Regions from separate parts of the Mus musculus genome. Here region 1 is linked to region 2. A link is a loop called in an ENCODE intact Hi-C map of the cell type or tissue named here. Cell type or tissue: gastrocnemius. All regions are shown on one strand. Links, peaks and the distances in the headings refer to the core of each region. The heading gives the core; the rest is flanking DNA. Region 1 overlaps Aopep (aminopeptidase O). Region 2 overlaps Aopep (aminopeptidase O).

Evidence for each region. A loop is a pair of places that touch in the nucleus more often than their neighbours do. Peaks named below come from ENCODE experiments on the same cell type or tissue, not always from the same donor. Only the 100,000 strongest peaks of a DNase experiment are listed, where the experiment ranks them.
Region 1: a loop joins it to region 2, with 2.2 times the contacts of the local background. A loop is called at or near these places in 7 of 42 quality-filtered maps.

What each region holds. Positions count from the first base shown.
Region 1 is chr13:63,181,384-63,198,007 of GRCm38, reverse strand. Aopep (aminopeptidase O) reads right to left here. Exons shown (of 16, transcript NM_001289926.1): 8 at 7,427-7,529; 9 at 6,835-6,942. Among named protein-coding and RNA genes, the nearest start is that of Gm30409, 57 kb to the right of the region's middle. In gastrocnemius, for the core only: no CTCF peak of the experiment used is centred there; DNase peaks (open chromatin) are centred at 9,100 and 9,453; H3K27ac peaks cover 895 bases.
Region 2 is chr13:63,225,978-63,242,601 of GRCm38, reverse strand. It overlaps Aopep (aminopeptidase O), which reads right to left. Exons shown (of 16, transcript NM_001289926.1): 12 at 2,447-2,515; 13 at 2,271-2,345. Among named protein-coding and RNA genes, the nearest start is that of Gm16907, 63 kb to the left of the region's middle. In gastrocnemius, for the core only: a CTCF peak has its summit at 7,865 (motif pointing left); no DNase peak of the experiment used is centred there; H3K27ac peaks cover 3,030 bases.

The DNA of each region.
Region 1 (16,624 bases), core at 5,824-13,823, 46 kb after region 2:
GGATAAATATGCTAAAATAATTGTTCATTTGAAGGTAAGGCTTAACTAAGGTTTTTCTTGTTCTGCCCTTTTATTTACTAAATGTAAACCCCACGGCCAGCTTCTCATCAGGTGGGTAGGATGACACAAAGGGGTAAGAAGGCAAGCACAAAGTATCACACAGTTGCTATTTACGGACATTAAACAACAAATAGGATCTATATATGGAGGGTCTTCGGCTTGTTTTTACTTTTTGCTTTTTTTTTTAAAGCATAGAATCTTTTGCTATGTCAATATTACATGTTTTCTTTTAATGCAGTAATAAATATTTTTTTCTGGTTTTTCTAAGCTTATATAGTCACTTTTGTTTTTGGAATAATGTCTCACTATGTAACCCATGCTGGCTCTTCAGATTCAGCCTCCTAATGGCTGGGACTGCATATAGATGTGAGCCACAACACTTGGCTGCCTTCAAAGATTTAATGAAGAGAAAGCAAACTTTGAAGACAGGCACATTGGCACATGTCTGTAATCCTAGTACTCAGGAGGCCGAGGCAGGATGATCAGTTAGAGCTTGAGGTCAGCCATGTAAATCCATTTGTTTGTTTGTTTGTTTTAAAAGTATAGTACTTATGTAGAAAATTCACAAAAATAAATACATTTTAAAAAATTAAAAGGTAGTCTTTCAGGTGAAAGTCCAAGTGACCACACGCTATCAGAGCAAGGGAGGGGGACAGGAGGAGCATCCAGGCCTTAGCAATAGAGCCGACGTGAGTGCACAGGGACAGTGGCCAGCACAGCAGTGTGCACTGCAAGGTGCTCTCTTTCCATCACCACACTGCATCCCTCCTCCCCTCCCCAGGCTAGGCCACTATAACAAATTGTCCCATAGGAGCTGTCCAAAATGGTGGCTCCTGTCAAAATGGTGACACCACTACATCTCCTCAGACTGCATCCCTCCCAAGAGCTTTCCACAGTGTCAACAGCTTTTCTGCCTCAGCCAACTGCCTTAGTCCAACACCACTGGAAGAACTGGCCCACAGGAGCTGTCTGCACTAGCAGTACTTCCAGCCCCACCCTCACCCCCACCCTACAAAGATGGAACCTCAGCAAAAGTCGGCTGCAGCCAGGAAGGACTTCCCACCCTAACCCCTGTGCCCGGTGTACGGAAAAGGGGGTGAAAAAGACCAGCCACCAAACCCCTGGATGGGAATCCCACCAACCCCTGAGATTACCAAATCCAGGACTTGAAATCCCACCAATCTTCAATCTGGAAATCTCTGAAAAGCTCTGCCTCCTCAGAGGTTCTACACAAGCCCTGCCCTTTGTCCAATTCCCTGTTGTCTGTTCCTGGGAGCAGAGGGAAGCCATGTCTGGACTTGTTCCTCCACACCCTGGACCCTCCAATAAATCTCTTTCATGAGATTTCCTGCCTGGTGACTCTTTTCAGAAGACGCCAAGAGAAAAAAGAAGAAGAAGAAGAAGAAGAAGAAGAAGAAGAAGAAGAAGAAGAAGAAGAAGAAGAAGAAGAAGAAGAAGAAGAAGAAGAAGAAGAAGCAGCAGCAGCAGCAGCAGCAGCAGCAGCAGCAGCAGCAGCAGCAGCAGCAGCGAAGAGGAGAAAAGTGAAGAGAAGGAACAGGGCTGAGGTTCCTGAGCTCTGAGGAGCTCAGCTGGGATCCCATCCCCCGGGAGCCACAGCACCTCTGCTTAGGAGCCTTCCTCTCAGAGCTGTGTGGTTCCTGGGCTCCCATGTCTCAGGATGCCCTTCCACTGGGATACTTTCCCTGTCAGAGCTGTATGGTTCCTGGGCCTCTGAGTTCCAGGATATCCTCCCATCCAAGCAGAAAGACTTACAACCCACAATGGACATATAGAAAAACCTGCTGAGCTGGGCGTGGTGGCACACGCCTTTAATCCCAGCACTTGGAAGGCAGAGGCAGGCGGATTTCTGAGTTCGAGGCCAGCCTGGTCTACAAAGTGAGTTCCAGGACAGCCAAGGCTATACAGAGAAACCCTGTCTTGAAAAACAAACAACAAACAAACAAAAAACAAAAGAAAAGAAAAGAAAAGAAAAGGAGAGGAAAGGAAAGGAAAGGAAAGGAAAGGAAAGGAAAGGAAAGGAAAGGAAAGGAAAGGAAAGGAAAGGAAAGGAAAGAAAAACCTGCCGAGGAAAAAGAGTACTAGTATTTAGAATGTGATGAATTACTTTCCCCTGAGGTTCTTTTGTGGGGTAAGGGTTATGCATGTGTGCATGTGTGCACGTGGAGACCAGGAGTTAGCCTTGGGTGTCATTCCTCGGGAGCAGCCACTTTGTTGAGAGTGGATCTCTCACTTGGCCTTAGGCTAGGCTGGCTGGTCAGCAATGTCACAGAATCTGCCTCCAGCCCCTGAATGCTGGAATTACAAGGCATGCCATCACACCTGCTTTTATACATGGGTTCTGGGGACAAACCTGGGTCCTCATGCTCACACATCAAGCACTTTACACCCACTGAGCCTGGCCTTGAGGGTCGTAAAGCCATTACTTTTATTATTTTAAAAATTACCGGGACTAAGGCAATAGGTCAGTAGTTGAGTGAGTATTTATCTATTATTTTAAATAACATTTTGCAAAATGTTCATTAGTTATTTATCATGATGTAATAGATCTCTTTGTAAATCACTATATTAGTGGATCACTAACTCATTGACAAGATTAAGTCTTAAAAATCTAAGAACTATAATTATATAATTATAACTCTAATTATAACTTCTTACTAATTTCACCCCATTATGTCTGTATAGTACCTACAAACTTATCTCCTATTTTCCTAGTAACTTATGTCCAATTATGTGGAAGGAAGATGACAGTAACTTAATAGTAAGGGGGAAGAATATAATTGCTCGAGAAGCAGGAAATTCAGAGTTAACCTTAATTCTACCCTTTCACATTTTCAAGTTACAACTGGCTTCACGGCCCCTCCCCTTTTGATAGGATTATATGCACAAGAATCTGGAATTCTAGGTAAATACAGGGTGGTGATGAAGGCCCCTGTGAAAACATTCTCATTCTCTCTCTCTCTCTCTCTCTCTCTCTCTCTCTCTCTCTCTCTCTCTCTCTCAACAGTGTCTTGCCCCCTAGTTGGCTGCCATTTTGGAGCGCCTGTGGATTCCTGCCTCCAAGGGTAGACTAGAGGCTGCAACCAGTGCCTAAAATCACACAGAAAAAAAACATGTGGGGAATCTCCAAGATGTCCCCTGAGAATTGCAATGTACTTTCTACACTCTGTCCTGTGATCCACCCCATTTGAGACACTTGTTTCTCATCTGAAGTCTCTAAAACATCTATGACCAGAACTGACCCAGTTGGGTCCTCTTACTCCTTTTTAGAGACCCAAATCTGATCACACCGCACTAGCTTTCCTGCTCCCTCTTGTAGGCTGCCATTGCCCTGGGTGGACTTGTAAGAGTAATCCTTCCCAACTCATTGCCTGCTGAAACAGAAATATGCCTTCCCTCACCGTCTCCTCTGCTCCCTTCTGAGTTTTGAGGAAGAAGTTAGACATTATAATTGGACAAGACCCAGTGGAACTAAGACGTGAGCCTACAGGGGAAGGTCACTGTGATCTTGGAAACAGGACAGCAAGAGGGGCTGGCAGACTAACAATACTGAATCCTGCACAGCAGGAGTTCATACGGGGAAGGGACAAAGCAGGTGAGCCAAGAATAACTAGGTAGCAGGGTAAATGAGAACAGCCTACACAATTCATATACATTAATTTAATAGTATATATAAAAAAGCAAAAAATGCCCAATAGTCACTAAATAAGGACAGAGGGATAGCCCTTGGTGTAAACTTCAAAGAGGTGAACCAGGGAAAGGACAAGTGATTCTGTCAGTTTCTAGCTGGCAAGCGACACCTCCCCAGCTTAGAAGTCGATAAACTAGTAAATTGCCCAGATCCCACAAATTCTCAAATATCTAGATACTTGCAAAGAGATGGGATTTATCATTCCTTTTTTTTTTTTCCTAGCCAGGAGGGCCTGGAGTGTTTGCTGGAGAGATAAACAAATGTGAGAATTGAGCCACTGAGGACAACTGGTTGTGAGCACCTGCAGAGGTACCCAGGTGCCGTCCTCATCTGAGGAACAAAGGAGAGACACTGGTCATGAGGGGCAGCTCCCACATTTCAGGAGTAGGGAGTCAAACTCTTCCAAAGAAACTCTGTGTGATTGCTGCAGCTGTGCACCCCTCCCCATCCATAATACCTACCTGTCAGACCAGAGAGGGGTTGTGGAACAAGCCTAAAGTGAGTTGGACCCAGAGATGACATTCCAGCACACGTCAGAATAAATAAAGGTCAGGGCGGGGCTCTCCATGCTGAGACTGAAGAGGCAGTGAAAAGGAACACAGCCCCAGTGATGTCTAGCAAGTTCAAAGGAGTGAGTACATGGCCCAGGAATATTTAAACCTAGCTATTTTGTGACACAGATGAGAGGCATGCATTCCTAAACAGTAAGAACTCTGAAGCCACACAGCCTGGGAAACTGCAACGTGAACATCAATTTGATAATGAAATTGAGCCAACAAAGAGCTGAATCAAAATAAAATATTCCTGAATCTAGACACATGGTTAAGTGGTGGTGAGTACTAAAATCCTTTTTGCTGGCAAAGCAAACCTTAACAATGTAACAGTAACAACTGAAAATGAGAGAATTGGGGACATAGCAGAAGCATAGAGCTGCCTATTCTGCCTTTTAAAAACAAAATAAAACAAAACAAAACATCACTTGTGTTTTTGGCTTTTGAGACAGGGCTCATCCTGTCCTTGGTTAGCCTGGAACTTGCTTTGCATCCTGGCTAGATTGAAACTCAAGGAATCATGACCATGCACCTCCTCTTCCCCAGGCTCAAGCATGATGGGAAATCACCCTTGGAATCATGACCATGCACCTCCTCTTCCCCAGGCTCAAGCATGATGGGAAATCACCCTTGGAATCAGTGAACCTCATTTGTAGCGATGCTTCTTGACAGAATTGTCTAGCAGAAGTTCTGTCTCATGTTACTACAAACTCACTTTAGTTTCCCTTTTCACTAAACTTGGGTAAATGAAATCTTGGAAGCACCCACAAGCCCAGTGTGGTGGTACACACATGTAATCTCAGCTCTTAGGAGGTAGGAGTATTAGAGACAGTCAAGGTAAGCTTGAGCTATATAGAAAAACCTGTGTCAAAAAAGTAAACAAAGTAAAATAAAATAACAACAAGGAAAAGCAGAAAGCAACAAAAGTTGACAAGGGGGAATCGGTGAGAATGTAGTCATGTGACCATGAAGAACAGTGTTGGGGTTTCAGAAAATGTGACCGAAGACTCAGCTCTACCACTGCTGGAAAGCCGTCTCGGTTGGCAAAGCACATGGTAGGTAAGCGCAGGGACCTGGGTTCAGCTCTCAAGCATCCACATCACAAACCAGTGTAGAAAGATGGAAGATTCCACGGATATATGCTTGTGGCAGGGAGTGGGGCTTCACCCCATCTGGTGGTTTGAATCTGCTTGGCCCAGGAAGTGGCACTATTAGGAGGCATGGTCTTGTTGGAGTAGGTGTGGCCTTTTTGGAGGAAGTGTGTCACTGTGGGCTTGGGCTTTAAGACCCTCATCCTAGCTCTCTAGAAGCTAGTCTTCTTCTGTTTGCCTTCAGAACAATAGAACTCCCAGTTCTGCCTACACCATGCCTGCCTGGATGCTGCTATGTTCCTGCCTTGAGGATAATGAACTGAACCTCAGAACCTGTAAGCCAGCCCCAATTAAATGTTGTCTTTATAAGAGTTGCCTTGGTCATGGTGTCTGTTCACAGGAGTAAAACCCTAAGACACCAGACCAAGCTGGACTTTGTTGTGGTAAGGTTTATTTTATATATATTTCATCATAAAATGTGAGCAAAAAATAAATTTATAAGAGGGATGTGGGCCCCTGAACTGGCTCAGTAGTAGGTAGTAGCACTTGATGCTAAGTCTGATGACCAAAGTTTAATCTTGAGATCCACATGGAAAAAGGAGAGAACATGCTGTTCTCTGACCCAAATGTGCACACACACATGCACAAACACACATGCAAATGCACAAATATACATGCACACACACACACAATGAAAGAATGATATTCAACAGAATGAAATGGCAAAACCACTTGAGTCAAGGACTTTGTTGCTGTTGGGGGCATTATTTATTTTGGTGTGTGTGTGTGTGTGTGTGTGTGTGTGTGTGTGTGTGTGTATGTATGAGAGAGAGAGAGAGAGAGAGAATTAAATGCACATGTGTATAAGTGAGCATGCCTGCATGTGTGCAGCCCATAATGTTTGGTATCTTCTTTCAACACTACCATCCTTGCTCCCTGGAGGTACCTGGGTCTTATCTTCCTCTGTTGGACTTCAGTGATTCCCCTGCCTCTGTGCCCCCTCAGTGTTGTGTTCTAGGTGTTTGTGGGACCCAGGATTGCTGTGTGGGTGCTGGGAATTGAGATCTCGTTTTCATGCTTTCACAGCAAGTCTCTGAGCTGCTGGCCAAGGTGACTCTGAGGTTGCAGCCTCAGAAGGAGACAGGCTTGCCCAGATGACTCCAGCAGGGCTTTCTGGTTTTATAAGGTCACTCAGAATGCAACTGTGTTTGGTGGTGAACAGCTTGGAGTTACAGCTGGTTTCTATACTACCAGGAGCTCACACTCCCCAAACTCATATCCTTCGAGTCCGTATCACTAGGCCCCTCTTCTTGCAGTAAATGTAACAGTAAATTCTTTACCGTCTAGCACTGACATAATCTAATCCCCAAATGCTGCGGCCCCTGTAGTCACTCTGTGAATTCACCAGGATCCCATGAATTACCTGGGAAAGAATCAGCTGCCCATGAAACAGATGCACAAATTTTCTTAAAAACGGAAAATAAATTTTCTCTCCAAGTGTTCTGGTTAGGAACCGAAGAAGGAAGTAGCCCTGGGGGAAGAAAGACAGACAGACAACAAGATGGCATCAGGAGTCATCACAATTGCTTACAGAGTCTACTGGAAGGCACTAGTGCATCCAGAATGTTGGGCCTTCTCTGACCCAGACACCTTTTATATTCTGACCAGGGCAGACTTCAGGGCCAACAACAACTTTTTTAATGTCATAACCACCTCTGCTTGAACCCTGCAAGGGAAGAGAGGCTCAGAGCCTTCAGACCAGGTCCAGTTCACACCTGGTCCAGAGGTGCCTGCTGTTCTAGTTTCTACTCATTTGCAGCAGGAAACTGGCTTGGCCTTGTTTCGAGGCTTTTGGCATTAATTAACCTGTGAGTACTCGGCCTAGGCCCTCTGAGATGCTGTTGCAGAGGCAGGGGCCCTTTTCTTCGCCTCAGCCATGTTACTCATGGTGTTCAGCTGTATGGCCCCAGGAGTGCTGTCCTATAACTAACGCTGTAGCCATCAGACACACTTACCTTTAAGTAATGAACCTGCATGAAGCCCTTCTCTGGATTGAGTCCATGCTTGACAACAGATGCACCTGAAGCACTCACATGGCCAGTCTCTTCTTTGTTGGGTCTGGAATAACACAGTGCCACGTGTCTAAGTGCAGTGCATTCATACTCACTGGGCTATTACCTCTCATCTCTTAGTTTCAGACTTGTGCAGCTGTGCCTTCCTTCAGCTCAACAGTTCCAGGTATAATTGGAAACAGTTTACAGTACAAACTCACACACTCAGCAAGAAGGATTTATACTCAGTCTGGCAACCCAACATTGGCTATTGGCAATATTTTATGGTACCTTATCCAAGATGAAAGCCTGCCAGGCCCTCCAGGAATCTTAAACTCCAATATGAATTATTTATCTCTGTGAACACCTTCTTGGTAAGGAAACTGGACTGGGAGACACAGTGGTACATGTTGTTCACTTGGGAAAATTATGAGTGGGTGTGCATGCGTGTGTGTGCGTGTGTGTGTGCGTGTGCGTGTGTGTGTGTGTGTTAATTGTAAAGAGTCACATCTCATGATCTACACTTAAGTCTCCTTTAGGATATATTTGCATGCTGAACCCACCTGAGATGCACAAAAACAAGCATAGGAAAGGTCCAAGAAGCTCTTGTTTTGGGGACAGGGAGGAAAATAGTGATCACACACTCGTTTCATAAATGTGTCTGCATCCTGGGTGTGATGCTTTGCTGTGGGTTTGTGGTAACACATAATTTAAACCACTGCCTCATTATTCAGCAGGGTACTTTCCACCATGTCCTTAGCTTTCCTAAAATGCCATAGATCCTTTGGAAGATGTGTGTTAATGCCAGGTAAGGGGAGAATTGTCAGAGGGACAATATAGAAAGGTAGGGCTTTGGCATCTGAGCGGGATGGTTTATTATCAACTGTTCTTTGTCTTCTGGAATTGCTGAGAGAGCTCTCACTGTGTTGGCCCTGGCTGGCCCGGAACGCAGGGCAGCCTGTGCCTCCCCCCCCCCCCCCCCCGAAGCCTGCTCAAAGGATGCATCACCACACCCCACTAAGCGTTTCTCTTTCTTATCTACTACTCACTACAAGGTTGCAGAAGCTCTTGAACCTTCAGTTTATTAACTAGTATGGTGGAAGTAATTCTACTTTCATCTCCAGGTCCTGTGCAAACCCTTCAACAAGGGCCATGAATAAAATAACAACTTCTTCAATGTAGTAAGATATTCTAATTGCTTTATGTAAAGAACCCCTTAGTAATTTTTAGTGGAATATCCCGGAGCATAGTTCTAGCTGACACGAGGCTCTAAACTAGCAGGTGTCTGAAGCAAAGGCAGTCAGAATGCGTAGCTATGGGAACTGACTCCAGAGTTTCCATTTCTCTCCTGCATCCTGAACTTACATGAGCACCCTCTTGAATCACCACCCCTTTTGACTTCACGAGTCCACTGATACACATTAACTCAGGTCTCTGCTCTCAAGCCCTTCTCAAGCCCAGGTGACTATTTGAATGAGGAAACCCACAATAATTTTGCCAGGGAAATCCTACCACCTGTAGTCTTACTAGAGAAGAACACCTTCTCAAGGTCCAGCTTCCCAGCCCCAGGGTGAGGCACTCACTACAAGGTTCTCATGCTTCTGTGCTCAGAACTGAGACTACTAAAGGGGAGGAGACAGTGATGCAAATCTCTGTTCACTGGCTGGCTTCCAGCTCCGGTTCCCAATGACACCTTTAATGGCTGTTTTTCCTTTTGCCTAGAAATGACCTTCCATAAAACACTCCTCTTACAATTTATTCTTCCCTCCTCTCCAAATGAATAATTATTTAAAACAGTCCTTTACGTTGACAGGATCCCTAGCAGGGATACAAGCTCTCAGAGATTCCTGTTAAAGTGGACATAGGGCTAAAGCGAGCAGGGCACAGGCAAGCTCTGCAAGACTCAGGAGGAGGCTTTCAGGAGGAAAGACACTCCATCAGCAGAGACCACGAGCTTCTGTCTCTGGGATACCGCCACATGTCATGGTGCCAGCTCTATGCAGAGACACGATACAGAAAAGGCAGGAACCAAGTCTAGCCTGCCTCTCACAGTCACACAGAGGAAGCTCTCACACCCACCAGGTGCACATATAGATGAACCTTCCCACTTCTACTTCTGGAATCCCAGAACCCAGCAACACTGGCCTCTAGCTACAGATGGGAAGAGCAGACTCCTTGCAGAGGGTGAATGAGTAGTATGACTCCCTGGAGCAATCTAGCAACGATGTGTGCATTTTACTGCACATGTTTTATTTTAACTTAAAATGTTAAGGAAAAGCTGAGCATTCTAATGAATGGCTAAAGTCCCAGTATCTTAGAGGTTGGAGCAGGAAGAGACAATATGCAGCTAGGCAGAGCTACAAAGTGAGATTTTTCTCTCAAGAGAACCCAATCAGATAAATGAAATCCCAAAAAGGAAACTTTTTAAAAGTTAAGAAAACATGCAAATAAAACAGTATCCACTTTTCCCTCAGATCAGTGGACACATGGGTAGCAAAATGGAGTTTACAACTTTTGTGCCACAAAGGACTGGAAACAAATACAAGGGGGGGGGGCAGTAGAGGAAGTGGAGGTTGGGCTTGGAGAAACTTTTGCTTCTCTCACTGCAGACAACTGCTTACTACTATACTTCTTCTGTCCACTCACCCTCAACCTCTAGATGACAGAGGACGCTGTAGCAGCCACTCTGCAACCATAAGGTAGTGAGTCAGTGTACCCAGAGAGCAGAGGGGATAAACCCACGGTAAACCTTCTCTCTGGCATAAACTGAGCCCCACGTTAGCCCAGACTGCCTGCCTTCTGCCTGCTTCCTGTGTAAGAAACATATACACCATGTGTTGAGGTCAACTTTCCTTTACAGTCCATTATCCATACCCAGGTGCACACATGGCGGATGGAAAGCTGGGGTAGCACTAACAGCAACGTGGCCTGGGGAAGACCAGGGCCTCTGTGCTGTGAACTATGAGTCCTCTTCAGCACCCCGCCTCCCTTACAAGAACCTGATGAGGAAGGAGTTGTGAGGATGCCTATTAGGAGCTGAAGAACAGGGGTGGGTAGAAAAGATCATATACTCCAGGGCTTCCTCGAGAGGAAGGCCCTTACATAGCTCCGCAAAATCCTCAGGAGTGAGTCAGAGACTCTCTTTCCTTCTTAGAAGCTTTCTTTCCTCACTGCACAGCCTATGATGAAGTTCATATAACTAAAACCACGGTGTAAAAGCAAAGTGTTAGTCATGCTGCAGCTAGCAGGCTCCAGTTTACCCCTCTCCTGACATGCATGGAATGTGGGTGATCAAGTTACCAAGGTCGTCTGGGCTCATATGCTCTTGGTTTCTGTTGTACCTGGCACCAAATACAACAACCGAGGTGAACACGACCTTCCTCGACTCTACCCTGCCTCTCCTGCACACTCACAGAAGCTATCTGAATACTTTCTGAGTGATGGTTGTATCTGACGCATAGGGATTCCATTTGGAAAGGGGAGCCTTAAGAAAGGGCTGGTCCTTCTCAGCTATGATCAGGGGTAAAATTAAGAGAACGGCCTCTGTGAGGTGCTTAGTCACTTAGGTGTTTGGTTCTGTCTGACCTGCCCAGCTCACACAGATTATCTGCCAGCATCCCTCTTGTGCTTGTGGATGCCAGCTGCCAACTGCCACTATATGCTACTTGTCAAAGGTAGCCACCCCAACAAGGAGCAGAGCTTCATTTACACCCTAACTCTGAGGAAGTGAAACTCTTAAGTAGAAACTGCCTCTAAGTTCCATCTGAAATCCATAGGCACCTTGAAGACTAACAGGCAAAGTGCATGCTGGCTAAACACTTGGCTGTGAACACTGGGTGGGTGTGCCATGTGCAGCCCCATGAAGCAGAGTTCCCTCATCAGCAAAATCAAGAGATGGTGGCTGCTAAGACAGCTCAGTACAAGCATGGATGAACCCTAGTACCAACAGAAGTGCCAGGTGGAAAGTGGAGATGGGGAGAATGCTGGATAGATCAGCCAGAACGAGGAGATCCTGCCTCAGCGCATAAGGTACAGAGAGGTCAGAGAAGACACTCCAGAGGATGCATGTAGACAAGTGCTTTCACGCTTGCTAACATACCAACACAGTGCACACTATACTCACACACACACACACACCCCACTGCATACAAATGAAGCCTTAAGTCTTTGCAGCCTTTGTCTTTAAGCTGTTCTCTGATACCTCATTATCATCATCTCACAAAAAGGAGCAGTGAAATCCCAGTGCTGCTTAGAGCTGCAGGAAGTTGCACCCACCCTTCACCCACAGCTCACAGCACTCTGGGAAGAATGCACGGAACTCAGAGGTGAGGATGGACTATTTGGTTTTTGCAACACCTTTGTGTATAAAATGGCCAAAAGGAACAAAGACTTGCTGCCAGCTAGCACTTGCAGCGTCAATAAAGTGAACAGGGCAAACGCTGTGGACACTTGAACTAATATTGTGTGGGAGACTCTAAGCTTATCAAATAGATTTAACTGCGAGTCTAGCGAGTTTACTTGGAGGAGTTTCCTAGCAGGACCATTTGCCTGCATTAGATGCAGCCAGTGGAGTATCTATCACCCTAGTGCTGCTGACAAGGGCAATTGCTAAGATGACTTGGGGCAGAAGGAGGTGTGTTCAGAGGATCATGAGCAACACATGAAGGAGAGGTCACCTGCTAAACCAGGCAAGAAAGAACAGCTGGCAGAAAGGTGCAAACTCAAAGGAGTGAACACATTTTGATGAGCTGGGTAGAAAGCAAAGGAGTGAAACTTTATAAAGGACCAACTGTCAGGCGTCTCACATCTTTACTCCCAGCACTGGGGAGGCAGAGGCAGGCAGATATCTGTGGGTAAGAGGCCAGCCTGGACCACAGAGTGAATTCCAGGCCAGTAAGGACTATACTGAGAGAACCTGACTCAAACAAAGAAATTAATAAATTAACAAGCAGCAAGCAGCAATCATCACAAACCCAAAATGCCACATGATTCAGAATGGCAACAAATCTGAAACTCCCTCTAAGAAACAAAGCCTGAAACGGATCAAAAACAAGAGACAGGTAAATATGATGGCCTGATGGTCTGAGTAGGATGTCTGTCTGTCTGTCTCCCCCTCCTTTCCCCAAAACAATAATAACAAAACAAAAATTTTAAATTAAAAAATCAGAAGAGCTAGAAAATATAAAAATGGAAGACCATGTTTGTCCAGCATGGAGAAAGGCAAATGGAGCAAGCTCCACCCAGCTTCATTCTGTGAGAAGAGAAGTGGGTAGAAACAGGGCTTGAACTCCAGCAGCACACAGGGCTCTGCTTGAGGGAAGGGGAAGGAAGGCCCCAGCCTGACTCAAGGAAGAGCAGAGGGCCTTTGTTGTTCTGTTAGCCAGTGTGGGGGCAGCGGAGTGTAAAGGGCATCCTCAGCAAGAGGGGTTACAGGCGCGAGTGTGAGGCACACTTGCTTTTCGGCTGGACACATGGGATGAGTGGCTGGGAGTTTAGCTAGAGTTCTCAGTCTTGTTGGCAACCGTGCCCTACTGTGATCTTTTATATCTCGTGCTGTCCATAAACATCAAGTGTTAAGATCCTTGCCATAGTACTGCCAGGAAGAGCAAAAACCAGAATTACCAAAACACCCAGTGATTGTCAAATGCTCAGTGCTAGTAGCAGAACATACACACATAGCTTCTCAAAAGGGCCTTTGAGCATTGATAATGTAAAAATAGCCAGGATCACCTTCAGAGGGAAATGAGGAAGACACACTGCACCTTTTTATACCTGAGTGACAGCTCTCATACCAATGACCTCTGCAGATATTTTGAGCACCCTACACTAGAAATGGCTTCTGGGTCTCATCCAGGCCCAAAGTTGCCCAGTGCCCCCTGCCCTAATTTCACTTTCTATCTCTCCCTCAGACAGTCGCTGGGTAACTCAACTGGTATTCAGAGTTGTTATGCATGGAGAGAATGTTCCCTGATTCCATCAATCTTTTAAAGATTTTAGACTGGTAAAATTTACCATTAAAAAAAATGAAACACTCCTCCATTGTTGGTGGGATTGCAAGCTTGTACAACCACTCTGGAAATCAGTCTGGTGGTTCCTCAGAAAATTGGACATAGTACTACCGGAGGATGCCGCAATACCTCTCCTGGACATATATCCAGAAGATGTTCCAACTAGTAAGAAAGACACATGCTCCACTATGTTCATAGCAGCCTTATTTATAATAGCCAGAAGCTGGAAAGAACCCAGATGCCCCTCAACAGAAGAATGGATACAAAAAATGTGGTACATTTACACAATGGAGTACTACTCAGCTATTAAAAAGAATGAATTTATGAAATTCCTAGGCAAATGGATGGACCTGGAGGGCATCATCCTGAGTGAGGTAACCCAATCACAAAAGAACTCAAATGATATGTACTCACTGATAAGTGGATATTAGTCCAGAAACTTAGAATACCCAAGATATAAGTTACAATTTGCAAAACACATGAAACTCAAGAAGAACGAAGACCAAAGTGTGGTCACTTTGCCCCTTCTTAGAATTGTGAACAAAACACCCATGGAAGGAGTTACAGAGACAAAGTTTAGAGCTGAGACAAAAGGATGGACCATCTAGAGAATGCCATATCCAGGGATCCATCCCATAATCAGCCTCCAAACGCTGACACCATTGCATACACTAGCAAGATTTTGCTGAAAGGACCCTGATATAGCTGTCTCTTGTGAGACTATGCCGGGGCCTAGCAAACACATAAGTGGATGCTCACAGTCAGCTATTGGATGGGTCACAGGGCCTCCAATGGAGGAGCTAGAGAAAGTACCCAAGGAGCTAAAGGGGTCTGCAACCCTATAGGTGGAACAACATTATGAACTAACCAGTACCCTGGAGCTCTTGACTCTAGCTGCATATGTACCAAAAGATGGCCTAGTCGGCCATCAGTGGAAAGAGAGGCCCATTGGACATACAAACTTTATATGCCCCAGTACAGGGGAACGCCAGGGCCAAAAAGTGGGAGTGGGTGGGTAGGGGAGTGGGGTGGGGAGGTATGGGGGACTTTTGGGATAGCATTGGAAATGTAAATGAGGAAAATAACTCATAAAAAATATTTTTAAAAATGAGTCATTTATGCTGGCCATGGTAGCTCATACCTGAAATTCCATCACAAGAGAAACTGATACAAGAGGCAGGGGGAGGGGGAAGGGGGTTTCCAAAGGGGAGACCTAGAAAGGGAAAATATTTGAAATGTAAATTAAGAAAATATCGAAGAAGGAGAAGGAGAAGGTGGAGAAGGAGAAGGAGAGGGAGAGGGAGAAGGAGAAGGAGGAGGAGGAGGAGGAGGAGGAGGAGGAGGAGGAGGAGGAGGAGGAGGAGGAGGAGGAGGAGGAAAGAAGAAAGGATTACTGCACGTCTGAGGTCACCCTGCGCTAAAGAATGAGTTCTAGGCCACCTGGACAACACATAGAACTTCTGTCTCAAAAACCAGAGACCGGAAACTCGAAACGTGGCAGCAGTGAAGGGCACATGTGCATCGTGAGGCCTGGACCTTGGGTCCCAGCAACCACACAAGCTTGGCCTCTTCACACACCTATAACCCCCAGCTCTGAGGGGAGCTGAGGCAGGTGGATTTCTGGGGCATGGCTGAGAAAACCAGAAACACAAGGTGTAGGGAGAAGATTCTGTCACAAAGGAACATGTGGAGAGTGTCAGAAGACAAACTGTGGCTTCTTCTGGTCTTTACCTATGCACAAGCACCCCACCACACAATAAATAAGTAGGTGGGCATGTAAACAAGCAAACCAACCTTAAAACAAAAGGCATATCCAATAACTTCTACTGTATTCATAAGGCAGTGTAACTATCATGAGTACCTAACTTCAGAACATTCTTTAACACTGCAGAAACACCATAAGCATGGACAATCCCTTTTCAGTACGGCAACCTTTGATATCATTAGTCTGTGTGTCTCTACAGATTTGCTTAGATGATTCAGAGAAGTGAACTCATAAGCATGTAGGCTTCTGTGTCTGGTTCCTTTCCTAAGTTACACTGTATTAAAGGTTCACATGACATGCTCAAGCAGGTGACAACCCTCATTCTTATTGTAAGTTAATGGTTTATTTCATGGATCTACCATATTCTCTTTATCTAAGCCTCTAAGAGGACACTTAAGTTGTTTCAGTGTTAGCAACTTATTGATGAGCATAGAGGGAGGAAAGTCTTCAGGCAGCAAGGCTGGGACTTTGAAAATGGACAGGTCTCGGCCAGAGGCCAGCATGCTTAGGCAGTGCTGGTCCCTATTCTCATTTTGCATTTTTATCTTTCTTTGCACAGCTGCCTGGAAGCTATGTGTCATCAGCTATTTCATTGGTCCTAAAGGTATATGCCAAAACTCCAGTCCAGACACTAGGAAATAGACACACATGGCCACCGTATGGGGCCTGGGCAGCCCAGCTCCCTGTATCTTAGCCTATTAAAGCATTACTAACTCCAAGACAAGAATTCTCAGTGCAACCAATATGGATGTCTTTGACCCTATAGGTGCTCTGCATGCTTGCTTTCTGCAACAACAACAAAAAATCCTCCCATGAGCATTCTCCAAACAATGCTCTGAGCATGCTTGTTTAGTGTCAATCAACCATCACCCAAGAATCCCTTACTCTACATGTCTATCCTCTTGACAGCACCACAGTCTTGATCACTGCAGTTTGTGGATAGTTTTGAAACTGAGAAGCATAAATTCTCCAACTTTATTGTCCCTTTTCAAGGTTGTTCTGGTTCTACAAGGGTGCTTTGCATTTCCACATGAATTTGGTTTTTTTTGTTTTGTTTTGTTTTTTTGTTTTTTTTTGTTTTTTTTTTTTTTTTGACTCAGGAATCTAGTGTCACATCCAGTGACCCTGAATGACTCACGGTCTTTTTGTTTGTTTGTTTGGTTGGTTGGTTGGTTTTTTCGAGACAGGGTTTCTCTGTGTAGCCCTGGCTGTCCTAGAACTCACTATGTAGACCAGGCTGGCCTCGAACTCAGAAATCTTCCTGCCTCTGCCTCCCGAGTGCTGGGATTAAAGGCGTATGCCACCACGTCCAGCTCCACATGAATTTTAAGATCAGTTTGTTTATGTCTACAAGCAGAGAGCTGAGATTTTGAGAAGAGTATGCTGGGT
Region 2 (16,624 bases), core at 4,407-12,406:
CCAACAGTTCTGTTTTTACCAGGCAGTAAGAGCCGCCTCCACCCATGGAAGGAAAACGTTGCAGTCCTAGCATAGTTAGTACCGGCCACTTAGCTGAAGTCACTCGGATCTAGTCCACAGACCATTCGGCCAGATCCACCTAGCCCAGTCCAGTTTGGTCTGATCTGGGTTGACTTCTGAGAGCCTCAAGTGGGGGACATTTGAGGAATGGAGGACATGGAGAGAGGACATCTGGTCATCAGGGGAGAGGGCAAGGACAAAGAAGACAAAGGGGCAGACAACAGCTAGGTCTAGAACATGCATGCCTGACATGAACACTCTTATTTCAGTCTTGCTAGACCAGTGAACGCAGACACATGCACAGTGGGGCACAGAAAGTACATGTGTTAACTTGCTTGTGGCCCAGCAGACATCTCAAATTTTGTTTTCCTTTTTATTTTATTTTGAGACAGATCTCTTTACACAGCCCTGGCTGTCCTGAAACTATGCAGACTAGACTAGCCTTAAACTCATGCCTTTGCCTCTTGAGTGCTGGGTATTAAGGTACAAGCCAGGCAACTTATCAGAATCAACAGTGAGCGACCTACTTCAAGGCCCCCCAGCAACAGGATCAAGTCCTAGCACCAGACTTGGCATGAACGCTCACCTCAGTAATCCCCTAGGTCCTGTGCCTTTCAGGTTGCACTCTAATGCCCTTGGGTCACAGATCTGACTGCTCACCTGGTCCTGCACAGTGCCTGCCTTCCTTGTCAGACTCTTCTCCCAGGTGTGACAGGGAAAGTGCCTGTTGGGCTAGCCGGGGGGGAAAAGAGGTGGGGATACCACACAAACACATATCTCTGGGCACACCAGATGTCCTTGCACTCCTAGAAGGGAAGGCCATCCAATTCAGCTTCAAGTTCTTTAAAACCACTACCCACATTGTCTAGGAACAAAGTCAGAGGTGGTTTTTCCAGTGGGCCTATCTGGGCACAATGAAGGGATGGTTGGGGGAGAGCTTCCACTGTACTGGAAGATGGAGGCCTCCATTGTTTTTGCCTCCCCAATTCTTAGAGACAGTTACTGCTTCAGATTTTGGTAGTGGAATTACCAAGTACTCGATAATGCCTCCTATTTCCATGTGTGGATGATCTTATTTCTTGCTTAATAATTATACCTACAAACATTTGTTCAAGTGCTAGGCATACCATGTTTTCATTCTTTAGCTATTTTATGATCTCATTCATTAGTCACAAACCTTTTAAAGCCACCTAAATTGTGAGAGAACAACAATCACAACCTGCCATAGCATCTAAGGTATGGCTCCAAAGCCGTAAGTTTAAGAGTTGGTTTCTTATCACTGTTAACTTAGTTGACACACACACAGCTTGCTCTATACAAGGCTGGGAGGGAGAGCACTCTCACATAATTTGAGCCCCTTGCATGTCTCCAGCAATATGCCTAGCTAGTTCTTTTGCCTGGTCTCTTCTGAGTGGCCCTGAGTGCCCTCAAGTGCATACTGAAACTTCACATCACCATTACCGTGAGCTCTGTGCATGTTCTCAGACGCTCAATGCCCATACTAAGGCAACACAGGAGCTGGTAGCATAGTTATCAGCGAGGATTTGGCTTCAGAGCCCAGTGATTCATCATCTATCCCAGCAGCAGAACAACACACCGCTATTTTAGTCCCTTAGTGCAATAACTGTCTTCCTGCCCGCCCAACTGCAAAAGTATATTTAAGCAAAATTGACAAAACCAAAACATGTCATTAACATTTGCCCCCTTTCCAGTAAGTAAGAAAAAGGGCTAACAGGCTACTCACCTGATTTCAAATTATCACAAGTTTCAACCCCACGCATTCACAACAGGAAGCAGCGAGCAAGGTCTACAAAGTAACTATTAAAATTCCAAATTCAGGAGGAAAAATGCTGAGCAAAAAGGAAAATTGGTCCTGGCATGTCTGAAGTTGCCCACTTCTCACACTGCCGGTCTCCAGTTCCCACAGGATTCCTGATAGGGGTTTGGCTGTGTGGGCCCATGTGCTGATGCCTGCCTGTGGATGTCTGCCTGGAAGCTTTCGTTTCTCGAGGCACCCCTGCAGTGTACGGAACACGTGACAGCCCCCCATCCCGGTCAAGGCGGACACCGCTGTTTATCTGTTTCCCACACAAGTAAAGCTTTCTTGCTGGAAAGCACAAACTCCCCAAACGCTGTTCTAGCGGAGACTGAATCTTGGGCTCAGCAGCACACAGGAGCTCCTCCCAGCAGCACCCTCCAGGGCCTCCTACCTTTTCAAAGGCGACTTCTCGCTTCCCTCGTTTGCGTTTTCGGGGTCTGCGGTTGACTCGAATCCATTTCGCCACCTGAAGTCAAAACCCAACAGCATTTCAAGCAGGCCGAGGTACGGGGGTCCGCCTCACCTGAGCAGCCGGTGCTGCTGCCACCTCTGCCCGCTGGTACTTACCTCGGAGCCTACTTGCCGTGCGAGCCTACTCGGCGAGCAGTCCTCGGCCTTGCGCTCCTCCTGCAGCGCCTGTGGGGAGAACAAGTCAAGTTCACCGAGCCCAGCGCCACAAGCGCGACACCTCGGCGGGGGCGGGCGGGCGAGCAGGCGGGCTGGCGGGCCGGCGGGCGCGGGCGGGGCGGGGCCTGCCTTAAAGGTGTAGGCTCCCAGGTCCTGGCTGTTATTGTTCTCAGAAAGCACCCTCTGCCTTGACCTGTGCCCCTACGCGCCTCGCCCCATAGATCCACCCACCCACCCACCCATCCATCCATGCATTCATCCATCCACCCACGAGCACAACACTCCCCCGGGTCTAGTCAGAGGCTCGGGTTACGGAATGGAGGGACCCTGAGCTCGGGATTCCGAGGGAAAGTAAGTTTTCTGCCAGCACCACCAAGGTGGCAGGTGACCTAGGGAGTCCAGTGTTCACGTGTCACCAAGCACATGGAAGGGGGGTCCTCCTGTTCCACAGTTAAGGATGGACTCGCCCCATGTACCTCTGTCCGTCTGTGCCAGCCAGGCCTGAGGAGAGGCTGCTGTGCTGCCTGGGCTGGCTGACTCTGCTGCCCTTTAACTTTATCACATTTCTTTTAAAAAAAAAAAAAAGTCTGTCGGGCCCTCTTTATTGCTACTCCATCCTTCTTTCAAGATCAAAAGGTTTGGATCAAAGGCAAGATCAAACTCCGGACTTTAAATAGAAGCAACTTCGCCATGGAGTACTTTACACAAAGAGGAGCTGCTTAATGAGACATCAGAATGGAAAACTTTATTGTACCCTCCATTCCCAAGCACAGCCAGACCCTCGTGTGGCCACTAAAGATGGCTATGTCCTAAAATAGACAACAGGCCTGCTTGTGTAGGGGAATCTTAGCAGTGTTTGTATTTCCAGAAATGTAAACCAAACAAAAACAACAAAACTCTAGAATGTAAGTGGATGCAGTCAGTTCTGTACCTCACTATCCAGGTACAAAAATGCATGTTCATTTGCTAAGTATCTTACGTATATTAAGCGGTCTTACATACAGGTACAACCATCACATCCAACTTTACCCTGCTTTAAGGGGAATGCATAGAAATATGTAATGCTTTGGAAAGCGGGGAAGCACACACACATAAATCGGTAAAAATTATCAACAACATGCAGAAATCTACTTAATTTTAAACAGAAAGATAACTTTGAAGTATTCAAGCTTCCTGCTGCTACTCACAATTCCAGAATCAATATACATCCATCCTGGCAGACACTGCCTTTGATCATTAATTTTTCCCCTTGGGTGTTTACTACCCTTAGGAACACTAACATAAGGAGTTCAACGCAAAGAGTTTATTATTAGTAAGAAAGGTAACTATTGCAAATTAAGCTGTACACAGACATTTATAAGAACTTGTTATGGCTGGATAGCATTTAAAGCATTTAAAGGCTTCCCCCCTCCCACTCCCCCTTGGTCCTACAATTTTCATTTCGTTGTAATCTCAAATCACATGTGTATGTGAAACTGTGCTCAAATCCATAACCCCCACAGAGCCACTGGTAATATCTTAGGAACCAAAATCTAGAGCTCTGGTCCTCACCAACAGCCCCTTTTAGCCCTGCCCAGCCCCGGAGTGCGCAGGAGCACTGACTTAGACTGAGTGGTCCCCTAATGTGTCCCCTTGCCCCATAGTCCTTTCTATAGAGAAGCCATGAGAGTCTTTCCAAAGGAAATTACAATCCCATCCCTTTGCTTTACTGGAAACGCATGGCCTGCCTCTGGCTTCTACCTGAAGTATCATGTCTGAAAGGTTTCTCCTCCCTATCCAGCTCAAAGTCCAATAGTCCCCAGTATTCTAGTAGCACCCTGCCTGTATCACCTTTTGCAACTCTGTCACTGAGGCCTCATTATTAGAGCAGGGTTAAGTTTCAGATCTTGAAAGCGCGTATCTCACACCCCTCCCACACACACTCATCATTTCCATTGCATATTTTATAAAACGCACTTACACTTTGCATTTCGTATGTCTGAAGAGCCAGTGTTAAACTGAAATCAAGCCCTCATCTTATATTAGGCTTACTCAGTACGGCACGATTTTTATGGCTATTAATTTTTAATCTACCATGTGGGTATGTAGGTGGGGCGAAGTGTGTGTGTGTGTGTGTGTGTACATGCCATGTCATGTGTGTAGAGACAGAGGATAATGTGCAAGTCAGGCCTCTCCTACCTCGTGGGATATGAGATAAAGTTTAGGCTGTCAGCTTTGCAGCAATCACCTTCAACCTGCGAAGCCATCTTGCCACCTTGTTATTTATTTTTATTATTAACTGATTAAATATCTATCTCCCTGATGATACTTTAAGCTCCTGGAATGGCTCTATCCTGTTTGTTTGTTTTTCTTGATTTTTGTCTAGACATTAAAACAGGGCCTAACACACAACAGATATTCGATGTCTTAACAGTGAAGGGAGCTAGAGTGAGAGTTCAGTGGATCAAAGCTCCTGCTCCTAAGCTGACGACCTTGGTTCAATCCCAGGGTCTACATGGTGGAAGGAGAGAAGCAACGATACACTCCTTCCATGGCACTTGTCTGGCACACACTCATACAGTAATAAATAAATAAATGTAATAAAATTTTATTTAAGTTAAATACAAGTAGACAGGGACAGAGGAACACACAGTATCCAGTTTAAGGGTGGTTTAATCTTATAATGATTATGTCTCTAATTAACTCCACTTTCTCTAACTGCTGGAATATCACCATTTGTAAAAAAACACAGACTTTTACATTTGAAGAAAAAAAAGAGGGACACATTTCTAAAATGACTTAAAAAACAAAAATTGAAAATAAAAGGTCCCGGGCTGGTGAGATGGCTCAGCGGGTAAGAGCACCCGACTGCTCTTCCGAAGGTCCAGAGTTCAAATCCCAGCAACCACATGGTGGTTCACAACCACCCGTAACAAGATCTGACTCCCTCTTCTGGTGTGTCTGAAGACAGCTACAGTGTACTTACATATAATAATAAATAAATCTTAAAAAAAAAAAAAGAAAAAGAAAATAAAAGGTCCCTATATACCACTAATTCAAATTACATCTTGGTGCTGAGGGCTGAATTTAACCCAGAATGAAGGATATAACACTAGAAAAATTAATGTTCTTATTGTTCAACACAACCTGAATAAATTTCTCTGGTGTCTACTTAAATCCCTTCTTGCTTATGAGTTAATGCAAATGTCAGTAGACTATGGAGAAACCTTTAAACACATTGAAAATTTGCAGTCAGGGACAGATAGTCTAGCATACTCCAGAGTGACAAACGTACTTTCAAGATATCCTTTAAAAATGGACTGTTTTATGTTTGGATTATATCTTTTTAAATGCCTCAGCTAGTTGACAGGCATGTTTGGAAAGGAAGTTTTTCTAAGAAACTTTTTGTCAAAGCAGTTCATAACAGTCAAAGAAAAATTCAGAGCCTAAGGAAATGCCATTGCTTTTAAACAAAAGCCCTGCTAAATACAGAAACTGGAGATTATTTTCACAGAGAAAGTATTTTTTGGTTTTCTCTTTCAATCTTTTTTTTTTTTTTTTTTTTTAGTGGAAGAGGAAGTTATTCTCTCACGGGAAAAGGGTCTTGATGCCAATCTCGTACTGATTGGGTGGGTGCTCTCTTCCTGCTTCTATTTGGTGAACGAAGCATAACACAGAGGAATGAGGAGAGTCCACAGGAAGCCCTGTAGGGCAAACATAGGGAGCCCTTTAATTATTCCAGCAGACAGCAAATTATGCTCCCCTGGGCAAAGGCAAGGGAGAACCATCTGTAGAGAGAAGCCAAGGACTTTGGCTCCCAAAGGATCTAAGGGCTCTGTTACTAACCTATGCCAGGCTTATAGCATCAGCACTGGAGAGACTGTTGCAGGATTGTGAGTTCTAGGACAGTCTGAGCAACAGAATAAAACAAAACAAAACGTCAGGACAGAGGGTGTCTGCAGGGTCTGCAGATATAGTTACCTATAGATGAAGCAACAGGAACAAGTCAGAATTAAAACTGACCCTGACCGAGTGTTACAGCTTTAAATTTTGACTGAATGTAACACACCTTAGGTGTTGTTTTCTCTGAGTTTAGAAGAAAGCATACTCTTTTTGTCTTCTTCATCGGTGCTATGACGGAGGCCTTAGTTTCTTTCTGAGGGAGATTTCAGCCCTGTCAGGTGGATATAATCCTGCAGCCCAATTTTCAGGACAGAAGTATGGATCACACCGGGTAGGCCACCGCAGGCTTAGCTCCCTGCCCAGATTGTTTTCCTGTTTGTAAGTGCTGCCCTGACCTCATCAATGCTACCCAGAATGCTCTGCGAGCCCAGGCTAGTGGACAGTGTGTAAGATGCTGCTGTCCCCTTCCCCTGTACTTTAGCACTAAGGGCTGAGCCTGGGCACATGGACCCTAGCCAAGGGCTCCTCTACTGGACTGTGCTCTTTGCTGTAAGCTCATGATCCTCAATAAGGAGCTGAGGGAGGCTAACTAATGGTGCTGTGCTAACAAAAAACAACACAAAAACAAAACAATCACACCTACCACAGGCTCATGCCCATTTCCCAGACTATGGATGATGAAACTTCTCCTGGGGAGGGGTGGGGGATGTGGCTGAGTTCATGCTTAGGTCCAGTCAGACCTCTATAAAGCTGGCCCTGTAAAGGACTCCATCTTCCTGTGCTCTAGGCATGACCTCTTACCATGTAGATCTGCTGAGATGATATCCACCCCTATGGGGGGGGGGCATCAAGAGAAAAAGCCCTGTAAATCCACTGCTGTGCTGACTGGGACCTGGCTATTTCTTCCCTCAGTTTTACTTCTCTCTGGTACCAATGTCAGGAATGGTCAGACAAAGGCACCTTGTTTCTTGTCATCCTTCTCATGGCATGGAGTTTTGGGGTCCTCCTTAGCCAGAACAGGAACCTCAGGGACAGTTTGCTGGATATTACCTAAGCTCCTTGCCCATCTTCCTGCCAAGTTCTGCCATTCTGTTTTGGAAGCTGCCTTAACTCCATTTTGAGCAGGAGAGGTCTGAATAAATAAAAGTATTGGGTTTTACTTTCTTTCCACTTTAATTTGCATTTCTCCTTGGTGAGCTGGAAAATGTCATGTTTCCAGCATTTCTCTCCATTAATACAATACTTGGAAGTTACATATGAATGCTAAAGCCATATGGTTATGTTCATTATGAAGTTCAAAGAAAATATTAGGAAACAACAACAGTAAAGATAATACCACATATGTACCACAGAGGTGTCTTAAGAATGTTGACCATGGGGCTAGAGACAAGTCAGTGCTTAAGAGCACTGGCTGCTCTTCCAGAGGTTCTGAGTTCAATTCCCAGCACCCACATGGCTGTTTATGACCATCTACAAAGGGATCTGATGCCCTCTTCTGGCATGCAGGTGTACATGCAGCTGAGCACTCATCCATTCAAGAAGGAGGAAGAGGAGGAGGAGGAGGAGGAAAAGAAGGAAGGAAGGAAGGAAAGAGAGAGAAGAGAAGAGAAGAGGAGAGGAGAGGAGAGGAGAGGAGAGGAGAGGAGAGGAGAGGAGAGGAGAGGAGAGGAGAGAAGAGGAGAGAAGAGAAGAGAAGAGAAGAGAAGAGAAGAGAAGAGAAGAGAAGAGAAGAGAAGAGAAGAGAAGAGAAGAGGCGAGGAGAAAATGTTGACCAGTTTAATGATATCAAGGCCAGAGGAAAGGTGTTCTGAAGTGCCAGCTATCAGAGATCTCAAGAACCTTGCAACTGGTAGAAAACCAGAACAGCTCACTATCAACAGAAGCAGTTTACACAGCACTGGACACTTAAGCTGCTCTGCCTATGCCGCTTGGGGTCACTGCTTAAGAATGGAGACAATGGGTCTTAGGTAATTTCAGTGCCTTTATCACTTCATATAGCCTGGCCCTTAAGTTCTGAATGGAACATCCACTGTGACCATGTCCCTTTAAAAATCTTGTTTATTATATGGATATGATTAATCCCAGGTCAAATTACAGACCACAAAATGTAACCCAACCCCATAACATCTGCTATAAGAGACATTATCATATATTCTTCACCATAAGTATGGCTGTAGTTTGTGTGTGTGTGTGTGTGTGTATGAATGTGTGTGTGCAGATGTGCATGCATGTGTGCACGTCAACATAAAGGCAATAGGTCAATCCTGGGCGCTGTCCCTTGAGAACTATTCACTTTAGTTTCTGAAACAGGGTCTCTCATTGGGCTGAAGCTTGACAAGGTGGCCACAGTCTGGCTGCCTTGCCTCCCCCGGTCTTTGTTATACCTGTTCTGTGGATCAAATTCAGGTCATCACACTTGCATGGCAGGCATTTTATTGAGTGTGTCATCTCCCCAGCCCCTGACTGTAATTCTTCATGTCACCTTGACATTTACTCATAGACACTATAACCTTAAAGGGTCATCATAGGTGAAATACTAAATCACATACAGGGGCTTTCCATCTGCAGTTCCTACCTCTAAATCCTCTTTGAGAATCACCGTGTATGTGTCTCACAATGTGTGTGTGTGTGTGTGTGTGTGTGTGTGTGTGTATGTGTGTAAGAGAGAGAGAGAGAGAGAGAGAGAGAGAGAGAGAGAGTATAAATACGGGTATGTGTGTATGTGTCAGTGTGGGTATGTGGTGTGGTGTGGTGTGGTGTGGTGTGGTGTGGTGTGGTGTGGTGTGGTGTGAGGGGATGTGTTGATATGAGGTGAGTGTTGGGGTAGGGGTGTTACAAATCTCACCATTTGGGGCCCTCTATGATTTATGCCTCACAGTCATCTTAATGTCCTCTTTTTCAGTAATTTCAATGTGCTAACAGTGCTGAGAAACACTAATTTGGGTGTTTTTAATGATGTCCTATATGTAACAGCTACCAAAAAAAAATTATAGATATTTGGGAGGCATCTAACTTTGAAGGCCAATGACACAGAGGGTGTTGTGTTCTATGACAGCAAGTTCCCATGGGTGGAAAGAAGGGAGACATGATGATGAAGAGGATGGACTGTTGGGCTGACACAGGGAGCATTTCCCATCACTTCTATTTAGGAATAAACTAAGGACATGAATAAACAAGCCTACAAAAAGACTTAAACAATATAAGATTTCAATGGCCCTCCCATGAAGAAGCAAGGAATACTTTTGAGATTCATGGTTAATACAATTCTGGGTCTTGCACAAAGACCTTGACACGTGTCTTTGGGGGGAGGGGGAGGGGGAGGGGGGGTGCTGGTTTAATGCTGGCCTAGAGCACTGTCTACAGAAGGTATCACTTCCCATGGTCTGATTACAGATCTAGCCTAGAATCAGGGAGGAGGCCTATTCCAGTGGAAAAGACCCGTTGCTATGTACAAAGGGATTGCTTCATTCAAGAGTAGCCATGCTGGCTGACTTCCTTAAGTTGTGGGTAGCCTGCTCAAGCCAAATGGGTTCCCTTGATTAGAAAACACACACACACACACACCCTCATGCATGCATGTTGGGAGAATTAATGACAAACATCTCCCCAAAGGCACAAACACACATATATTGTCTGATGGTATTTTACTAGCTGGAAAGCCAGCAGCACATGTGGATACTTTCCCTTCATTTCATGGGGTGGGATTTGGCATGGCATGGTATGGTGTGCAGAAGTGTGTGCATGCGTCTGTGCCGCTGCCCCATGTGCCAAGGTGTGCAGAAGTGTGTGTGCACGAGTGGATGTGCCACTGTCCCATGTGCCTGTGAAGGAAGGGCTGTGTAAGAAGTCTATGACCCCAGAAAATCTATTCTTTTATAAAATTTCCCACTCAGAAGAGATTGTTGGTCATCAGGCCTTTAAAAGGAACTTAAATAAGTTGCAATTTACAAACAGAAGACTGTGCCTGAATCATCTCTATTAACAAGCATTATAAAAATCTCTCCCTCATACACACAGAGGAAAGTACAGTCTACCACTGTGAAGGGTTGCTAACTCTAATACAAATAATTATGATAGAAAGCCAGTTTCCAGGGTGTTTGTTCACTGAACAGTTAGCTCCGTAGAAGGAGGTGCCCTGGGAAAACAAGAAGAAGGGCCTGTGCTGATTGGTTATTAATCCATTTCTTCTTCCTGGGACGTTCCTCCAGTCATGGATTAAATCAATGTTTAATGCTCCCCAGGCCCAGCTGTGTCCATATTAGGAAAGCCAGAGCTCACATCTCTCCAGGGTAAAAAGGACCTGCCCTTCCTTGCTCTGCTTCCACCCACCGTGTGTGGAGGGGGAGTGTGGGTGCTGGGGAATGTGAACTTGATCCCACACTGATCAGCCAAGCAGCACACCCTCATTGTTCTTTAGATACCAAACATAGCTTCTCTCTAGAAGGGATCAACCCAGTCACTCGACACACAGCATAGCTTTTGTGCTCAGCAGTCAGACAAGCAAAAGCTCTACAGGACATTAAAGCTTTGCATCATGGATACCCCTAAGAGATCAGGTGCAAGAGACAATTTATACTTCTACGTTATACCTCAGACGATAAGACTAACAGGCTCCTAGGACCCTCCCACTTCTCTGAGTTGCCCACAGAATCCAAGGCCTCATACATACTAGGTGAATAAGTGGTCAACAAGCTCCACATTGTCCAGACTGCATTCCTAGTTATGAGTTTTAACCTATTATACAACTGCTGCGGTTTGTTTTAGCTTTGCTTATCTTCTTTGCCTTGCTGTCTGAGGTTCAAGGTCATCAGAAAACGGGCTAGTGCAGCCAGCTAGCTGTCACTGTTTTCTGTGATATCCTGTGAATCTGGCCTCACTGTCTTGGGTCAACGGCCAGGTGTAATGGGGAAGGTGCCCCTGAGAACTGAGACCAAGGTACCCTCTCTCGGCTTCTCAAACACTCATGCCACACAACCTCCCTGAGCCTGTGAGAGTCACACACTTTATTGAGGGTGAAGTGAGACGATGCATGAAGCAAGCACAAGGGTAATCTTTAATTCCTCCACAGTCTCCACCCCCACCTTTTTCCTGCAGACAAAAGCCTATCTGGTAGTTTGAACCAAAGTAAACTTTCAAAGGTCTCACAAATAACTGGGTTGTGACATCATAATAGAAAAGCCTGTTCTGACAACCACAGGAACTCAGTGTCCTTGGATGGAGCCTGGAGAGATGTGGCCCATCTGAGCTACTACAAACAAGCACCTGCCCCTTCCATTGACAAGTGGAAGACAAGAGGAAGCAGGTCCCTGTTATTATGAAGTAGAATCAATAATTCTATTAGTAGCCCCTTCTCATACAAAACAATAGGCTATCTCTTGTTACAGGAATAAGGAAAACAAAGCAAGACCTGGTGGTCACACCTGTAATCTCAGCATTTGTAACATGGAGTCAAGAGGATCAAGAGTCCAAGGCCACCCTAGGATGCATGGTAATACTGTGTCAAAACAAACAAAGAAACTGACCATACAGTGGCATGTTGACACTCCTCTGAATGTATCAGCACAATTAAGTCTCAGTTGTGGAAATGTTGCAAACCCAAAGCACTAATTAACAGGGGCTTCCAAGTTAGATGGACTCATTAGTTGCCTCATCTATAAAATGGGTGCAACAATGTTGATCTTACAGACTTCTGAGTAGACATACATCAGTATCATGTGTGATGCTCCTAACAGAGTCTCTCCCATATAACAGCCGCTTTCATCTTGAATTTTCTAATATTTAAAATGGGACAGAGGAAAGAATTAAATTACATTAAAAACAATTACAGTTCTTAGGGCTGGAAAAGAAGGCTCGATGGGTAAAACCCTTTGTTAAAAGCATGAGGACCTGAATGTGGATCTCATAAACTCATTAACAGGACAGAACAAAACAAGAACACCCCCCCAAAAAGAAAACAAACCCTAAAAACTAAAAAAAAAAAAAAAAAATAGAAAAAAACATAAAACAACCAAGCCATGATCCCAGAACTGGGAGGCCAAGACAGGAAAACTGCAGGGGCTTGCTAGGCAGCCAGTCTAATAACCAGTGAACTCTAGGGTTAGTGAGACACTCCAACTCAAAAATCAATGGAGGGGACAGAAAGAAAGTTCTGCAGGCAGAATGTTTTCTGCTTGTCCAGGGGATCCAAGTGTGGACTGCAGCACCCATACTCAGAGGCTCCCAACCTCCTGGAACTCCTGCTCTAGGGGATCAGATATACACTCTGACCTTTTTGCATGTATATATATACACACATATATATATGGCATTCATGCACACAAACAAATGCTTTTTTAAAAGTCTTTTAAAAGTGACAGAGAAAGAAAAACTCACACACTAGAGATTTAAAAACTACATTCAGATAGTTAAACAACTTACATATTCTTGTGTTTGCCATAGTTTCTTAAAGGATTTATGTAAAACTCCAAAACTCAGGCAAATATCTCTAACTACGAAACCAGTGACCAAAACCCCCCACAGAAACCAAACTAAGACAACAACTACAAAAGACCACCACCACCACCTCAACAACAAAACATACTTTGAGAAGGGGGCACCAAGAACTCTGGAGAATAATAAACCTCATAGTAACTTTATAACAAGCACAAGCACAGAGCCTTGAGGGGAAGCACATGTGTGCTTGGTGGCTCAGAGCAGGCCTGAAAGCACCTCGAGGAAAGGACACAGGGAAGGAAAAGAGATGAAGCTTTTGTCTGAGAGGCAGCAGCCAGACATCCCAGGAAATAGGAAGCCAGGTTGAAGGGATTGTCGCTGTTGCTGGTGACTCCCAGTCACTTACTTCCCCGGAGTCCTGGTCCTGAGCTCCGTATATTGAGTTTTGCTGTACTCCTTTATGGTTTTATGGCAACAAAGCTGTTGAAATTCAAGAATTTAGTTGTGATGCTTTGAGGCATGAGTGATGTCATGCTGTAAAGTTGAGGCTGATAACAACCAGGGTGCCCCTAGCACACTAAAAACTATCTTACCTGTGTTCCCTCAGTGTGCTTTGTAATTTCCATTGGCCTACAAAGGGAAATATTTTTAGCATGTAGCACACTCTGTAACAAATATATAGATGCACTAAAAATATAATTGTAGGAAACTGTTTGGGTTTGATCATCCCAACCTCAACTATGCTCAGCTTTCTTGACCTAAGGCTGAGTGTGGCAGTTTCTCACAAACATGGCTGCAGGGCTGGCACAGTGGACTCTGCTTAAACTAAAAGCCAGATCAAAGGAGGCCTCTTCTGGAGGACTTGGTGCTCCACACAGCAACCTCACTGGGCCTCCTCCTCAAGAACATTTAGGTAATAGATATAAAGGATCATTTTGCTTTTATATCTCTCGATGAAGAGAGAAACTGAACCTGTAGTGTTTTCTGATCTATAGAAATTTTGAGACTAACAAGCCTGGTATAGTTTTCTTATCTCTTGCTGGTTAGACAGGTTAGTATCTGAGACCAGCACCTTTCTTCCTTAGTCATTGGCACACAGTACACAGGCCCTGTAACCTGATGGTCATCTGGGGTTTCTCCCAGTGGGGGAGAAAGGCGAGTAGAAACAGCATTTCTTGACACAGTTTATAGAACATCATGCGGGAAGGTAGGTAACATCCCCCAAACCGCCATACTGGGTCTCAGATCTAGCATAGCTCAGATCCCAAGGAGAGAAAGGCACTTCTCTTAGAGGTGACCAGGCATGCCTATGATGCAAAAACCAGTGAGATGACACAGGTTCTGCTCTTCACTCAGGGTACAGAAGCAGTGAGGCGTCAAACAAGGAAAGGGCTCCACTCAGCGTCACACAGCTCAGTGGTAACCAACATGGCTCCAGACCTCCACTCAATATCTGAACTGCCTCCAGAGTCCAATAGGGTATCGGTACAGCTTAGCAGAACCTCACGATGAAGTGGGCTGTGAAAACACAAACTTGAAGGAGACACTGTTGACCTCTTCACCAGCTGCACGACTGTTCATTCATCACATAGTGGTATCACCTTGCATTTTATGTGTCACACTGTGACAATGGCAGCTACAGCTCTGCAGGACCCTAGGTAGGACGAGTATCTGTTTGCAAAGGTCCAGGCAGAGGACACACCTGGAAGGGCAGAGCCTCTGCTGAATGACCTAAACTCTCACTAGGGAGCATCAGCTTTTGTCAGAGGCATGTGGCAAGAGAGCTGCCCTTTTATAATCACATTTGGACTTTGGTGATGGGGCAGTCGCTGACCTACCCTGACTTGTGACACACTTGTTGGCTGCCTACCACCTGTGCTCCTTTACTGCTTGGTCTCAAGCACAGAGGACAGAAGCCAGGGCCTTGAGATGGGAACTCACCAAGAGGATGCAGATAACATCCTTCCAGCGCTTTAGCTGATACAGAGAGACCTCCTTGTGTTTGTTTGCTTGTTTGTTTGACCATTTGCCTTTCCTCATTTTTCATTTTGGTGGTCTGGAATTTATCATCTAATTTTTTTTTTGTTTTGTTTTTTTTGCCTCAAGAGAGTATGGGCTTAATCTACCAAGCCAAAACACTAAACTAATCTGCAGTTACTCACATCAGAAACAATTAGCTCTTGGATGCACTGAAGGTCCATATTGCCTATGCAGAGCTCCAGTCCATACACACGGCTGTCCTTTAGAGACAGGTAAGAGACTGGCTCTGTGTTTCCATCAAGCACCTGGAGAAGCCCGGCAGTATATAAGGACGGGCCCAAGGAGAAAGAGCCCTCACGGCTGCCCACGGTCCTCTGCTGTGTGCTTCTGTTGCACCTATATTCACCAAAAGTATGGAGTTAACCTGTGTTAAAAACACTGCTAAAAATTACAAAAAGATCTTAGTCTGGACCTTAGCTGTGCCACTAACTAGACTTGCAAGGGCTGGAAGACAGCAACTCTTCTCACAGGGCTTCTCTTATCATGGTGAGGAAAGCAGGTTCTCTAGAAAGAGTCCCTAGCTGGTGACTCTAAAGCATTCGACAAGATGAAGCAGAGCAGGCAGTGCCCAAAAAAACATTCCATGCAAGATATCAAGCCTATCTGGTACCATATGATGGTTCTTCCTAACAGAGAAGGAAGAATAGTCCTGTTCTCTGAAAGTGGGATTCTCTGGTGGCAAGAGCTGGAAGAAGATGCCCTAGGTATCTCGGAAGGCCCCATTGAGAGCCACTGCCTCAAAAACCCAGATACTGATTTTTACCCATCAAGCTGTGCAGTGATGCTAGGTGATGTCATACAGTGCCACGGCACCAACTCCCCAGCCTGCTCCTTGAATTTAGGAGGGATACTGTGCTCATATAAAGACAGATAGTTCTTATAGAGAGTGTTGAAAAGAAAAGGGGAAAAAAGAAGCTGGGGCAGCTTTTACTGAAGTGGAGTAGCTCCCAGGGACAGCCATGTATTTCCAGTAGCTATCTTCCTTCCAGTTTTCTGAGTTTACACAATCCTTTCTAAAGAGCTCTCGTGACAGAACAGCCTCATTACAGTAGAATCCTTCAGGGCAGTCTTGCTTGCTATGAGGGGCATGAAAGATGCTAAAGGTCTGTATGAGTGCACAACACCACAAGCCTGAAAACAAACAAACAAACAAACAAACAAACACAAACAGATAATGCTCACATGTTCCAAGATGGCCCCTCACGCAGTACCTTAATAGCAATCACATGGCTTGCTTACAAAAGAAGCTTGCTGACTTGTGAATGTGCTGGGGTTTGATTCAGCCTCCAAACTGAACATGGCAAATACCAGAGTCAACCTCTACAGCTCCTTTTAGGTGTCCGGTTCTGGGGCAGAGGCCTCTGTGCCTTGCTGATCAAACACACTGAGCTCACTGGCAGAGTCTGTCACCTGATATCCAGCACACTGCACATGGATACACTGTTGTGCTTGAACAAAGTAAACATCACAGCAAGTATCTGGACCAAGTATGTGAAGAATATGAAATCGAAGGATGCCAAGTGTTTAGAACGTACTTAGAAAAGGAATGTTTAACAAAAGCCATTTCTGAGGATAACATAATTATAGTTCCTATCAACCAATTCCAGACCTACTCATGAGAGTAGAAGTGGGCTGAGCCTGAGCTTTAATTAGGCTGCGCCGTGATCCTGATGGCCCGTGGTCTCTGACCCAAGTGCAAGGGGGTATTCTAGCAGGGAGTCAGCCTAGCTCTTTGATAAATCATTTGAACCACTCACTATCAAA